Regions from separate parts of the Homo sapiens genome. Here regions 2, 3 and 4 are each linked to region 1. The links are chromatin contacts, found by Hi-C or POLR2A ChIA-PET in ENCODE. All regions are on one chromosome and are shown on one strand. The core of a region is the stretch at or near the end of the contact, and the rest is flanking DNA. Distances in the headings are between cores, read along the strand shown. Region 1 overlaps PCSK5 (proprotein convertase subtilisin/kexin type 5). Region 2 overlaps PCSK5 (proprotein convertase subtilisin/kexin type 5). Region 3 overlaps PCSK5 (proprotein convertase subtilisin/kexin type 5). Region 4 overlaps PCSK5 (proprotein convertase subtilisin/kexin type 5).

What was found. Hi-C counts contacts between places; a loop is a spot of excess contacts on that map. ChIA-PET counts read pairs that join two places held with the same protein, here RNA polymerase II (POLR2A). Pooled maps may share reads with other maps.
Region 2: POLR2A ChIA-PET joins it to region 1 with 30 read pairs in activated naive CD4-positive, alpha-beta T cell. The contact joins two enhancer-like sites. A Hi-C loop is called at or near these places in 1 of 168 maps with a recorded cell type or tissue (CD8-positive, alpha-beta T cell). POLR2A ChIA-PET finds 5 or more read pairs at or near these places in 4 of 52 experiments (AG04450, IMR-90, activated CD4-positive, alpha-beta T cell and 1 more).
Region 3: a map of IMR-90 shows a loop between it and region 1 (2.9-fold over the local background). The contact joins two enhancer-like sites. A Hi-C loop is called at or near these places in 4 of 168 maps with a recorded cell type or tissue (GM23248, IMR-90, dorsolateral prefrontal cortex and 1 more) and 2 of 50 pooled maps. POLR2A ChIA-PET finds 5 or more read pairs at or near these places in 3 of 52 experiments (AG04450, IMR-90 and RWPE1).
Region 4: a loop to region 1 is called in a map of PC-9, with 7 times the contacts of the local background. The contact joins two enhancer-like sites. A Hi-C loop is called at or near these places in 3 of 168 maps with a recorded cell type or tissue (IMR-90, PC-9 and mammary epithelial cell) and 2 of 50 pooled maps. POLR2A ChIA-PET finds 5 or more read pairs at or near these places in 4 of 52 experiments (AG04450, PC-9, activated CD4-positive, alpha-beta T cell and 1 more).

The regions. Positions count from the first base shown.
Region 1 is chr9:76,213,925-76,216,762 of GRCh38, reverse strand. The region is part of intron 20 of PCSK5 (proprotein convertase subtilisin/kexin type 5); the gene reads right to left. Among named protein-coding and RNA genes, the nearest start is that of RFK, 180 kb to the left of the region's middle. Within about 2 kb of position 1,467, at least 2 of the 41 ENCODE cell types and tissues checked have a DNase peak (open chromatin) inside an H3K27ac peak, as active enhancers do; they include IMR-90 and PC-9, where a contact is called at or near this core.
Region 2 is chr9:76,160,233-76,163,070 of GRCh38, reverse strand. All of the region lies in intron 12 of PCSK5 (proprotein convertase subtilisin/kexin type 5), which reads right to left. Among named protein-coding and RNA genes, the nearest start is that of RFK, 230 kb to the left of the region's middle. Within about 2 kb of position 1,336, at least 6 of the 41 ENCODE cell types and tissues checked have a DNase peak (open chromatin) inside an H3K27ac peak, as active enhancers do.
Region 3 is chr9:76,254,958-76,257,795 of GRCh38, reverse strand. The region is part of intron 24 of PCSK5 (proprotein convertase subtilisin/kexin type 5); the gene reads right to left. Among named protein-coding and RNA genes, the nearest start is that of RFK, 140 kb to the left of the region's middle. Within about 2 kb of position 1,500, at least 8 of the 41 ENCODE cell types and tissues checked have a DNase peak (open chromatin) inside an H3K27ac peak, as active enhancers do.
Region 4 is chr9:76,179,676-76,182,513 of GRCh38, reverse strand. PCSK5 (proprotein convertase subtilisin/kexin type 5) reads right to left here. Exons shown (of 38, transcript NM_001372043.1): 15 at 2,816-2,838; 16 at 923-1,116. Among named protein-coding and RNA genes, the nearest start is that of RFK, 210 kb to the left of the region's middle. Within about 2 kb of position 1,398, at least 2 of the 41 ENCODE cell types and tissues checked have a DNase peak (open chromatin) inside an H3K27ac peak, as active enhancers do; they include IMR-90 and PC-9, where a contact is called at or near this core.

The DNA.
Region 1 (2,838 bases), core at 218-2,717:
CTCCAATTGTATTAACCATTGTATTACTTTTAAGAAGTCAACCAGGCATGGTTCTATTTGGCACCAAAGTTCTATTCAGGAAATGGCAGCCCCCTTCCCTTTGACCCCCAATACTAAATCTACAGTTCTAGAACAATTCACTTCCTAAAAAATTGTGGGCATCTTAAACCAATATTGGACAGAAAGGCAGGTCAGCTCTTCCTCTATTGCTTAATATTATCCTTCTTGTTGCCTTATGGAGGAAGCTCTTGAGAGTAATATAATATTGTTTGTGACACTCACTGATCTTCACCCAGCTCTTAGCACAGTGGTCAGGAATTGGTTGTGAGCTAACTTGTGCAACCTCAATATAAACCCAAGGAATTGTTTCTTTGACATTAATAACATCATGAGAGGATGCTTGACTCATCAAAACATTTCAGAGTGGTATGACTCAATGCATTCTTGCTCTTTTTTCCTTTCCTGAATGCCTTGATATCTCCTTTCAAGGCTCTACATGCTTCTCTCTACCCCATCTATGCTGTAGAGCGCCGGGTTCCACCAGTGGCATTGTAGCCTCTGTCTCCCTCCACCATATGGACCTGAGAACTTGCCTTCTCAGCCTAGTCCTACAGAGAAGTCCTGCGGAGTCATGTAGAGGACAGAGGAGGAGCTTGCAAAAAACCTCTGACTTTGCTAGAAACATTGTAGCTCTAGAAAGTCTATGTGGCCTCTAGAACAATTCAGTCCCTCTGGTAGAAGAGCCGATTGCAGTGCCTTCAAACTCTCCCCCTTGGAGTCTGACTCCAGTCCCCATTTTTTTTTGTTTTAATTTTTAATTTTTTTAGACAGAATCATGCTTTGTCACCCAGGCTGGAGTGCAGTGGTGTGATCTTGGCTTACTGCAACCTCTGCTTCCCAGGTTCAAGCAATTCTCCTGCCTCAGCCTCTGAGTAGCTGGGACTACAGGTGTGTGCTACCACACTCAGCTAATTTTTGTATTTTTGGTAGAGACTGGGTTTCACCATGTTAATCAGGTGGTCTTGCACTCCTGACCCCAGGTGATCCTTACAGAGAAGGATCGCCTGCCTGCCTTGGTCTCCCAAAGTGCTGGGATTACAGGCATGAGCCACCACACCTGGCCTCCACTCTCCATTATTATCAAGCCCACCCCAAGCAGGCCCTCAGCGTCTCCCTTGGAGGCCACCACACCTTCCTGAATTAGTTAAGTAACTTTCCCCTTGGTGGCCTCTTTAGCAGCATCTCTAGGGAACAAGCAACCAGTGAAACAAGTCTGGGCCCCATATCGGGGGTCCTGGGCCTTCAAAGCCTAGCCCAGCCCATGGCTTAGGTCTGCAGCTACCAGGCAGGCTTAGCATCCACAGCTCAGGAAGCCTGCCTTTCCCTGGAAACTCGATTCTAGTGATCATCTCAGGCAGAGCTGGTGACTCAGGCCCTCCTCCCCTTCCCAAACTCCCTCTGGCTGCTGTCTGACCTGCTGTGACTTCTTTTTGCTTTCAAGGCTGCTCTTGATATTTATCTTAACCAGATTTTACATGGTATGATGTGCCTGGGGCCCCAAATTTTCCTGGGGAAGGCCAATTCCTCTCTCTGCTGTTCACAGTTTGCCAAAATGGGCAGGGATGGGCTGTGGAAAAGCTGCCTGTGGGCTTGGGGAACTTGAACAGTCTTTGGCTTATGCAATTGTCTAGTGTCATTTAGGTTATAATTTTCTAAAGATGAATTTGTCAGAGGCCAACATTTTCTATGGAATAAAAACAACCAGCTTACAACAGTAGCATGAATGATAGACTTGCAAAATGGCTAAAGAAGTAGGGAGAGGAGAAAGTTGTAGTTGTATTGTTTGGGGAGCGTAAGTCCAGGCATTGGGTCAAAGATAAGGGAAGCTTTTCTAGAAAAGCTTTCTCAATATTTTCACACTTAATTCTCAGAGCCAGTTTATGGAGGTGAGCATTGCTCTCCTCTTACAGATGAGGAAACCAAGGCTCAGGAAATGTAAGCAGTCTGTCCAAGGTCACTGAATTAGTAATAATAAGAACAGCTAACACTTATTTCATGATTACCATATGCTAGGAATTGTTCGGAGTGCTCCACAAATACTAACTTACTTGATCCTTACAATAACTTGACCCTGTTGGGAGAAAGGCATTGTATACTGCTTGTTTTTTAAATCATCCCCAAGGCCTGCTTTTTGTTGTTGTTGTTGAGAAAGTTGAGGCAATGAGACATTAGTGGTCTGTTAAGGTCACCTAGCTGTTGCCAGAGCTGGGACTTAAACCAAGAAGTCAGACTCCAAACTCTCCTCTTTTAACCAGAGTTTTGCTATACATACCCTTTTTCAAGAAAGTAGTAGAGATGAGATTTCATGTTTAAATGGCACCCCCCTTCCAATATCCTAGAAATTCAAATCACTGGTGGGCTGCGTGCACACACACATATGTGTGTGTGTGTGCACGTGTGTGTGTGTGAGTGAATGTGGGGAAAAAGTCAAACATGCAATCCTAGACTCCTCAATCATGTAATCTGGAACTATTTGCTTGCCTACCATTTTCTTGCATGGGGCGTGGAGTGTTGGAAGAAGGCTCACTTTCTACCCTTTGTGGGATAGAATCAGCTCACATCAACTATCAAGAAAACTAGCCAATGTAGAATCAAGTGTTCAAATCTAAGTCTTGTCCAGAGCAGCTGGTTCTGATTATACTCTTCCCCGAGGACAGGGCCATCTCTTGCTTATTCTGGGGTCTCCGTGGCCTCACTGTATGAGTGGAAGATTGTTCCTAAGTGTGAGGAATTCATTCCATTTTTTTGTTTGTTGAACTGCAAATCAGATTGCCTTGG
Region 2 (2,838 bases), core at 87-2,586, 54 kb after region 1:
CCTCTGGACTCTCCCCCTCTGCTTCATCCTCATTGTCTGGTCTCTGGTTTTTTCATTGCAAAGGAGAGGTGATGCCAAGTGAGCCTCCAGATTCTGGTTCCTTCTCCCAGGAGCCAACACGCAGCCTGCTGTGAGTAAGCCATGGAGCAGAGGAGCTGCTTCAAAGGCCTTGGGGAGTTTTCCACGTTGGCTGCCAGGCTAGTTAAGTGTGCAGTGTTGGAAATTCTAATTCGGGATGAAAAGAATCACCCCTACCCCCAGAGGGGTAGGACAGATAAAATGAGGAAAAGTCTGCCACAAGAAGCCAACATCTGCATCTCAAACCACCTCTGCTAGGGAAACATTGTTTTAAACTTTTCAGAATTCTTATTTAAGAAAAAAATCTTTGTTCTTTGCTTTACATGGTCCTCCTGAGAAATCTTGACTTCTCTGAAAAAAAGACAAGGGTCTGGCAGGGGAAATATTTATTGCTCTTACCAATCATCTCTGGCAAATTCCTTCTAAAACCTGACCTCTTCATTTTTTTTCCCCACCACAGAGACGGACTGCCTTGCATACCAACATGAAGGACACCAGGACCAAAGCAGGCCTTTGCTTCACCTCCTCTCCACCCCTTTCTGTGCCCTTGTTCCCAGCTCTCCATTCTGGGAATGTGCTTTGAAATGGGGCCAAGGTGAGAGGGCATGAGGCCTCCTTGCCACTAGGTCAGAGACTGAGAGGTTTTGAGGAGAAGTTTCCTCTAATGAAATGAAAGCTTCAGAATACTCCAGATGGATAGAGTGCCAAAAGAAACTGTCTTTCTTTAGCTGCCTCGGTAGGAGGGACGCTACCAGTGTCAAGCACAGCAGGAACGGGGGAGCCAGGCCTTGGAAGGTGGCCATTCATGGTTTTGGGACTGGGTGCAGCTGTTTCACATGGAAAGGGTCAGCTGCTCAGAGCAATAATTCTGCAGAGCTTGTAGACAAATGAATTCACAATATCCTTTACATCTCTTGGGGTCTCCAGCCCCCTCCAATCTCCAGGCTCTCTACCTCCCTTCAGTGGCTACTTATTTTCAGGACTGAGATGGAGGATAAACGAGAGCCACACTTGAAGAAACTGCTCCAGACCAAGAAGACACATTCTGGGAGCAAACTTTATTCCCAGGTGGTCTTGATGAGGGAGACTGAGGTGCGCTATAGGAGTGCCGGTCACCGCACGTCGGAAATGCCTGTTTCTTTTCTCCGACACAAGTCACGCAGCACTCTTGTGTTCAGCACTTTGCAAAGAGCAAAGCAGATGTTGGCTGTTGAAGAATGCATGCGAGCCTGAAGCCAGCAACACTGCAATCCACCAAATGCCTGTGATGGAATCCATAGCTCCTCTGCTCACAAGTTTCCTCACTGACGTCATTTCAGGGGAAGCCAAAAATAAATAGCGGAATATGCAGGAAGAGCCCAGACAGGCTGAAGAGGTTGAGTTTTTCAAGCAAACAGCAACAGCGGAGGGACTGTTTCTCTACAAGGAAGGGGGCTCGGGGGAACACGATCCACACATGTGAAGCAAACCTTTGCACTTCACAGTATTTCACCAGGATACATTTTCAAGTTAAACCCAGATGAATAATGGTAAAGAAAAAAAAAAAAAGCAAGAAATAAAGGCCTTCCCTAGCTTCGGTAACCACAGCTGGAGAGACTTTCATTAATCACGTAATTGTGTATCTGAAGTTTTGCTTGCTGGAAAGAAACCTCAGGCAGGTACCTGCAATTACCCTGCAGGCGGCCTGCTGAGGGCTCTTTGTCTGCAGTGGGAGGAGGACATGAGGAAGTGCCCAGCGATCCTATGCTGAGGAATCCTTATGTTCCTTGCACCTGCATACACTTATTGTGGCAAAGCTGCACATCACATTTAAAGTACTAAACCCAGGTTTCCCATACACTAATGGAAGACGTCAGATTTGAAAGAACACAGCAAGTCTAAGCACAGAAATAAAATGCACATGAAGATTTCAGATTCCGGGCTGCACGCAGTGGCTCATGCCTGTAATCCCAGCACTTTGGGAGGCCAAGGCAAGAGGATCACTTGAGGTTGGGAGTTCAAGACCAGCCTGGCCAACATGGTGAAACCCCGTCTCTACTAAAAATACAAAAATTAGCTGGCTGTGGTGGCGTGTGCCTGTAATCCCAACTACTGGAGAGGCTCAGGCAGGAGAATTGCTTGAACCCAGGAGGTGGAGGATGCAGTGAGCCGAGATTGTGCCAACACTGCACTCCAGCCTGGGCAACAGAGCAAGACTCCATCTCAAAAAAGAAAAAAAAAAAAGATATCAGATTCTGTACTCCTAGTTGCTATAAGCCAGAAAAGTTATTGTTCTCTCCTTTTCTCACTGTCCTATAGTAGATGAAGTTAGGGATTTTTAAAAGCAACTGGCAAGTTCGGTCTCACTGTTGGCCGTGCAGACTTTCATGGGCCTCTTGCCTCTCAACACCTCTGGCCTGTTGTTAGTGTTCTAACAAAGATCACCTCTGCCATGGTCACCTGGTGTGTGGACAAGTGGCTATGTCTATATAAAAGGTTGACTTTCATTTGAACTATATATGCCACTGATAAGAAAGTTTTTGCTCCCATTAAATGTTCTTCTGAGAGAAAAAAAAATCAAAGAAGCTTTAGGCTTTGGGCTGTGGTTTGTCATTTAGAACCACCATGAGAACGAGGATCACAAGAAAAGCTGACATCTCCCCTCTCCGGTCCCACTTGCTAACAACTTTCTCCCATGCTCCCAACCACTCAAAAAGCCAAGGGAGCAAAAGAAAATGAGTGATAGAACATTCTGGCCACATTGTCTCAGCAGGATCTTGG
Region 3 (2,838 bases), core at 251-2,750, 41 kb before region 1:
GGTTTGGAGAGGTCAGCCTGGATACCCCTTGCCTTCCACTGCTTCAATTTGGGGTACTTGGCCAAAGGGTGATCAGTGAGGCATGGCCCTGTCCAGATCCTGCCCCTGGAACTGGTCCTTCTCCAGCTTGCCGCAGCGTTTAGTCCCCGTTCTGCTTCTGACGGCCCCGGCTGGCCCACTGTGCTGGAAGCTGAACTGGAGGCTGCGGGGAGGACTGGAGCCAAATTTTCCCTGGTGGGAGGTGCAGAGAGACTTTGTGGAAAGGATGAGTCTGGATGCCTACCAAATTACCCTCCTGTTGACTTTTGGAAAGCAGGAATTTCAGGCTCTAGAGGTGCAGAGGCAATTTACTGACACTCATCGTTGGCCCAACTCTCAGTTGGAGACCAGCCTGTTGAGCAGCTGGGTATCAACATGCAGATGCTCCTGTCTTATCCACACACAGCATCTCTCTATTCTGGTGTCTGCTCTGTGACTTAAATCAATTTTTTTTTTCTCCTCAACCAGTGGAGCTTGAAGCTCTTCCTACCATCTATGAAATAGCAGTTTGGTTGTGGCATAGGGAGATGGAGAGTTGGGGGGTGAGATGAGGACAGATAATAACAGGCACAGAAGTCACAGATAGTTACTGAGTGCCTCCCTGTTGACAGGCACTGTGCTAAGTGCTGTGACACAGTGGTGCATGTCAGACATGTGGCTTCAGATACACCAACAGGCTTCTCAGAAAAAGGGTGAACGTAGAGAGAAAGCAAATTAAATTCTGTTTTGATATTCACAATAGAGCCTCTTGGTTCCTCTCTCTTGAAGAACTCAAGATATGAGCACCTTTCTAGTTTTCATCATAATCTCTAGGGACCTATTAGGAGGTACAAGGAAGGCAATTTATGTGATGCTTTCCTTTATAAAACAGGATAGAATTAAGAAACAAAAAATGTAAAGGGCTTGCCCAAGATTTTCACTGTGTTAAGGGAAGGATGGAAATGAATAGAGACTAAGATTTCTGACTCAATTTTCCACACTCCTGCAAAACTAAATGAGACCTAACCATCTGAAGTTCTAGTCACTACTGCCAGACTCATTTTTATTTTTCTTTAAGCGTGATGAACAGGCACGAGCTGGGGTCTTGATTGACTAAGGGTTTCAGAAAAATCGAAGATATTTCACTAAAAGGAAGTAATTTGGCAATGATTTTCCAGGTTATTATTCCTAATCATGCAGAATCATTCTCACTGGTTTCCAGATTCATCTGTAAAGGTGAATCCATCCCTCCAGCTCAACTGCCCTTGGACGTTTAATGTCACAGACCCCACATTGCTTTCGAGACTGGCAGACGGTCTTCTGAACCCTCCACCCTGTGTGTCCGGCTCGACCACACTCCGCTTTTGTTTAACGAGGTTTGTTTTGGAAGTACTTGGCTCAGTTCTCTCTGCAAGCTTACGTGATCCAGACAGACTTGGCTCACAGCTCGACTTAGCAGGTCAGTTACACAACAAGTAGGAGGAACTTCGATTATACCCGGCTCCGGGGGAAATAGCGTAATAGCATGAAGAGCCAAGATGATGAGCTAATTGCTCTAGAATTGAACTTAAGATACCTCGCCACTATGTTCTTCTCCCCCATAACTCTAAGAATGTGAGCTTGAATGTTGGAGAAGGAGCAAAGGAAATGTCAGGAGACACAACTAAGGAACAGAGAATGTAATCAAGAATGAAACAAATGCAGCAGACCAACCTTTGCACAACTTTCATTTATGTTCTTTAGGAAAATAGTGTATGAGTGCAGTCTACTTTGGAAAAAGAGCAACTATTTGGTTGGTCTGTGGGTTTGGAGCCAGACAGTCCTAAGTCTGAATTTGGCTCTAACACTTGCTAGCTGTGTAACTTTAGGCAAATGACATAAGCTCCCTGGGCATTGGTTTTTTCATCTATAAAATGAGGATAAGGAATTTTTTTCTTCTTTTTGAGACAGGATCTTGCTCCATTGCCCACGCTGGAGTGCCATGGTGCCATCATAGTTCACTGCAGCCTCAGCCTCCCGGGATCAACCAATCCTCCTGCCTCAGCCTTCTAAGTAGCTGGGACTATGGGTGCGTGTAACCGCACCAGGCTAACTTAAAAAAAAAATTTATTTGTAGAAATGGGGCCTTGATGTGTTGGCCAGGCTGGTTTTGAACTCCTGACTTCAAGTGATTCCCCTCACCTGCCACCTTAACTGCCCAAAGTGCTAGGATTACAGGTGTAAGCCACTGAGCCTAGCCTATCATAAGGATTTTGAGCAGAGAGAATTACATTGAAGATTAGAGGTCATGTTTGTAAAATGTCCACCTAGCTGAACAATACATTCTAATATAATGTATCTGCCTCTGTTTCAGCTTCCATTCTCAACACAGTATCTTAAACAGATGTTGAAGTTATCTGTTTCTATATCTATCTTAATCAGTGGCTTTCAACTCTGGTTGCACATTAGAATTAGTCAGGGAGTTTTTTAAAATTATTTTTTTTATTTTTTTGAGAGAGAGTCTTATTCTGTTGCCCAGGCTGGAGTGCAGTGGCATGATCACAGCTCACTGAAACCTCAATTTCCCGGGCTCAGGCAATCATCCCACCTCAGCCTCCCTAGTAGCTGGGACTACAGGTCTGTACCACCACACTCAATTAATTTTTGTATTTTTAGTAGAGATGGGGTTTCACCATGTTGCCCAGGCTGATCTCAAACTCCTGGCCTCAAGTGATCCACCCACCTCAGTCTCCCAAGGTGTTGGGATTACAGGCATGAGCCACCATGCCTGGCCAGGGCGTTTTAAAAAAATACTGATGCCCACACCTCACTCCAGACTAA
Region 4 (2,838 bases), core at 149-2,648, 34 kb after region 1:
TACTTGTATTGCCATGTAGAAAATTATTAAATTATTCAATTTTGTCTCCAACTTAGCAAAAGGATTTCCATTTTGCCTTTCCTGGTGGACTACAGTACCTGATCATCTTTTAGCCCTATTTGTCACCTTGCAAGTTCCCTCATTAGTGGGTTAAATAAGTCATTGACAAATGTTCATTCTACTCTTAAAAGACAGTCATATTTTTTGAACTTTTTAAAAAGTATATTTTGATATCATACAGGCCTGGTGTCTATTTGGTCAGTATGCAGAAAAGAGCAGCCTGAATGTTGTCCTTAGCAAATCTGCTTGTAAGGTTGGCCCATGGCTGGCACATCTGGGAACTTGAATTTTGGGAGGGTTCCCACTACCCTGAAAAGAGTGGCTCACTTTGTCTAAACTGTTTGTATAAACAATATGGTTTATGGTGAACACCTATTTTCCTTTGAAGACTCTGGAATTTTGGTATGTGTCAGGTCTGACCAGCCCCCAGTGACAACCCTGGGCCCTGAGTCTCTAATGAGGTTCCCTGGTAGACAACATTTCATGCACGTCGTCACGCATTGTTGCACGGGGAAGTGAATATGCCCTGTGTGGCTGAACCTTGTTCCATATGCCTTTTCCCTTTGATGATTTGTTGCTGTAATATCTCCTATCTGTGAGTTCATGAGCACGACTATACCCCAGGCCTTGTGAATACTCCCAGCAAATCACTGAATCTGGGGGTGGTCTTGAGGATACTCTGACAAAGTTATAAGCATTTTTACATGAAGCTTCTAAAGGGTTCTCTTAAAATGAATGAACTAGATCCTGTTTGATATGAAGCACAATTCCAGATTTCACAAAGAGGCTATCCCTCCTGAGGTCACTCAAATGAAAACACCACATTTCTTCTCTAAAACCCAAGTATTTGAAGTGAGCTTACTGGTATCCTGATATGACCCATCAGGGCAGTGAGTAACACAGCTGTTGGTTTCTTCATTCAGAAAGTATCCATATTTGCAGGACATGCATTGGTCACCATGGCTCCCAAAGCAGGACTCACAGTTGGGGGCACACTTCCTGCAGCGCTTCTTGTCGGCGTGGTAGTGGCCAGGGGGGCAGCTGGAGACACAGATCCTGCATTGTGAAACAATAAGAAAGAAGGCAGCGTCATGAGCAAACCAGTCCCCAGCATTCTCTTGGAGGTGCTGAGCAAATGGCTGAGCTCAGCTTCCAAATCACTTTTAAACCAGGATGCCAACACCACATCCAGAGAGCCAGATTGTTTGTTAAACTTCCTCCTGCACAGTGTGCTGAAGTAGCAATGCAGTTACCCAACACCAAATCTACCAAGGACTTGTCAAACCATTTCCTGGTTTGCACCTAGCTCTTGAAAAATGATGATGGTTACAGAGAGGAAGGTTATGGTGGTGAATCAGAGGAAAACTATGTGGGAACCACAACTCTATTCAAAAAGGTCCCTTTAAAAAGGTGTGACTTCTATTTTCGTGTGTTGTTTGTCATATGGATCCTGTATGTGCATGTGTGAGTGGTGGTGGTGGTTGTATGCTGTTGTCTAAATTAATATAAATATATTTAAATTTATGTTGTATATGAGAACACTTAAAAAAAAAAAAAAACTTCCTTGTTTGCCCATAATGGAAGCACAGAGCTTTATTTATCCATTCAACAAATATTTACTGAGCACCAATTAAATATCAGGCATGTTGCTAAGTGCAGGAGATAACAGAGGCTGGGAGATAGCCAAAGTCCTCCTTTCTCTTAAGGAATTTAAATTCCAGCAGACTTACAGCAGGAATTCTTAACACGTCTGGGTCTGTCTGGGGGACTGGAGTATGGAGGAACCGTGTGGCAGCTATGCTTAGTGAGTTTTCGCCTGAAGGAGGAGGGAGAAGGTGGGTGGGGCTGTGGGAGACAAGGGGAGGTCAGGATGAACTCTGATGGGGGCAGTCACCATTCCTTGGCTCTGCCCAGGAAACATATCTGCACAGCTCAAGCAGACACCAGGGGCTCAGAGGCACAGGGTCCACCTTAGTGCCCAGGGCAGAAGAGTGAGATCAAGCAGGACCAACCCCTTTGCCACACTGATGGCCTATGTGCTGGAAAATGTGGAAAAGCATCAGTTTGGCCTGTGCATTGGCATCTTTGTGAAGCCATGAAATCAAACATCAGTGGGGTGGAAAGGACATGAAACTTGTGTGAGATGGGAGGAATAAGTTCAAGAAATCTATTGTACCTCATGATGACTAGAGTTAATAACAATTTATTGTGTACTTGAAAATTGTGACGAGAGTAGTGTTTAAGTGTTCTGGCCACAAAAAAAGATAAGTATGTGAGCTAATGCATATGTTAAATAGCTGGATTTAGTTGTTCCAAAACGTGTGTACGTATGTATATGTGTGTGTGTGTATATATATATATATATACACACACACACATATATATATAAACATCATGTTATGCATTATAAATACATGCAGTTTTTACTTGTCAATTAAAAAAAAAAAAAAGAAAGGTCTGGAGGGGCAGGTGCTTAGCTGGTTCCTCCACCGTCCTCCAAACGTGAGAGAAGACATTTGCAGTTTCACAGCATACATGCACATTTTGCGTTTTGTAACTCAATATAGTTTTCACCATTCTGAATAACACAGGGAGGCAGTCGGCCTGCACAGCAGCCTCTTTTCTATGTTTCGGTCCTGGTGGGAGAATAGTGGAAGATGCCAGTGGCCTGCACACACCCCATGGTATTAGCCTTGCAGGAACTCCTAAGATGCCTGGCACATGCTGTGGGGATGTGACTTGGCACCTCTCTTACCTGGTATTGTTTTTCAGCTTGTA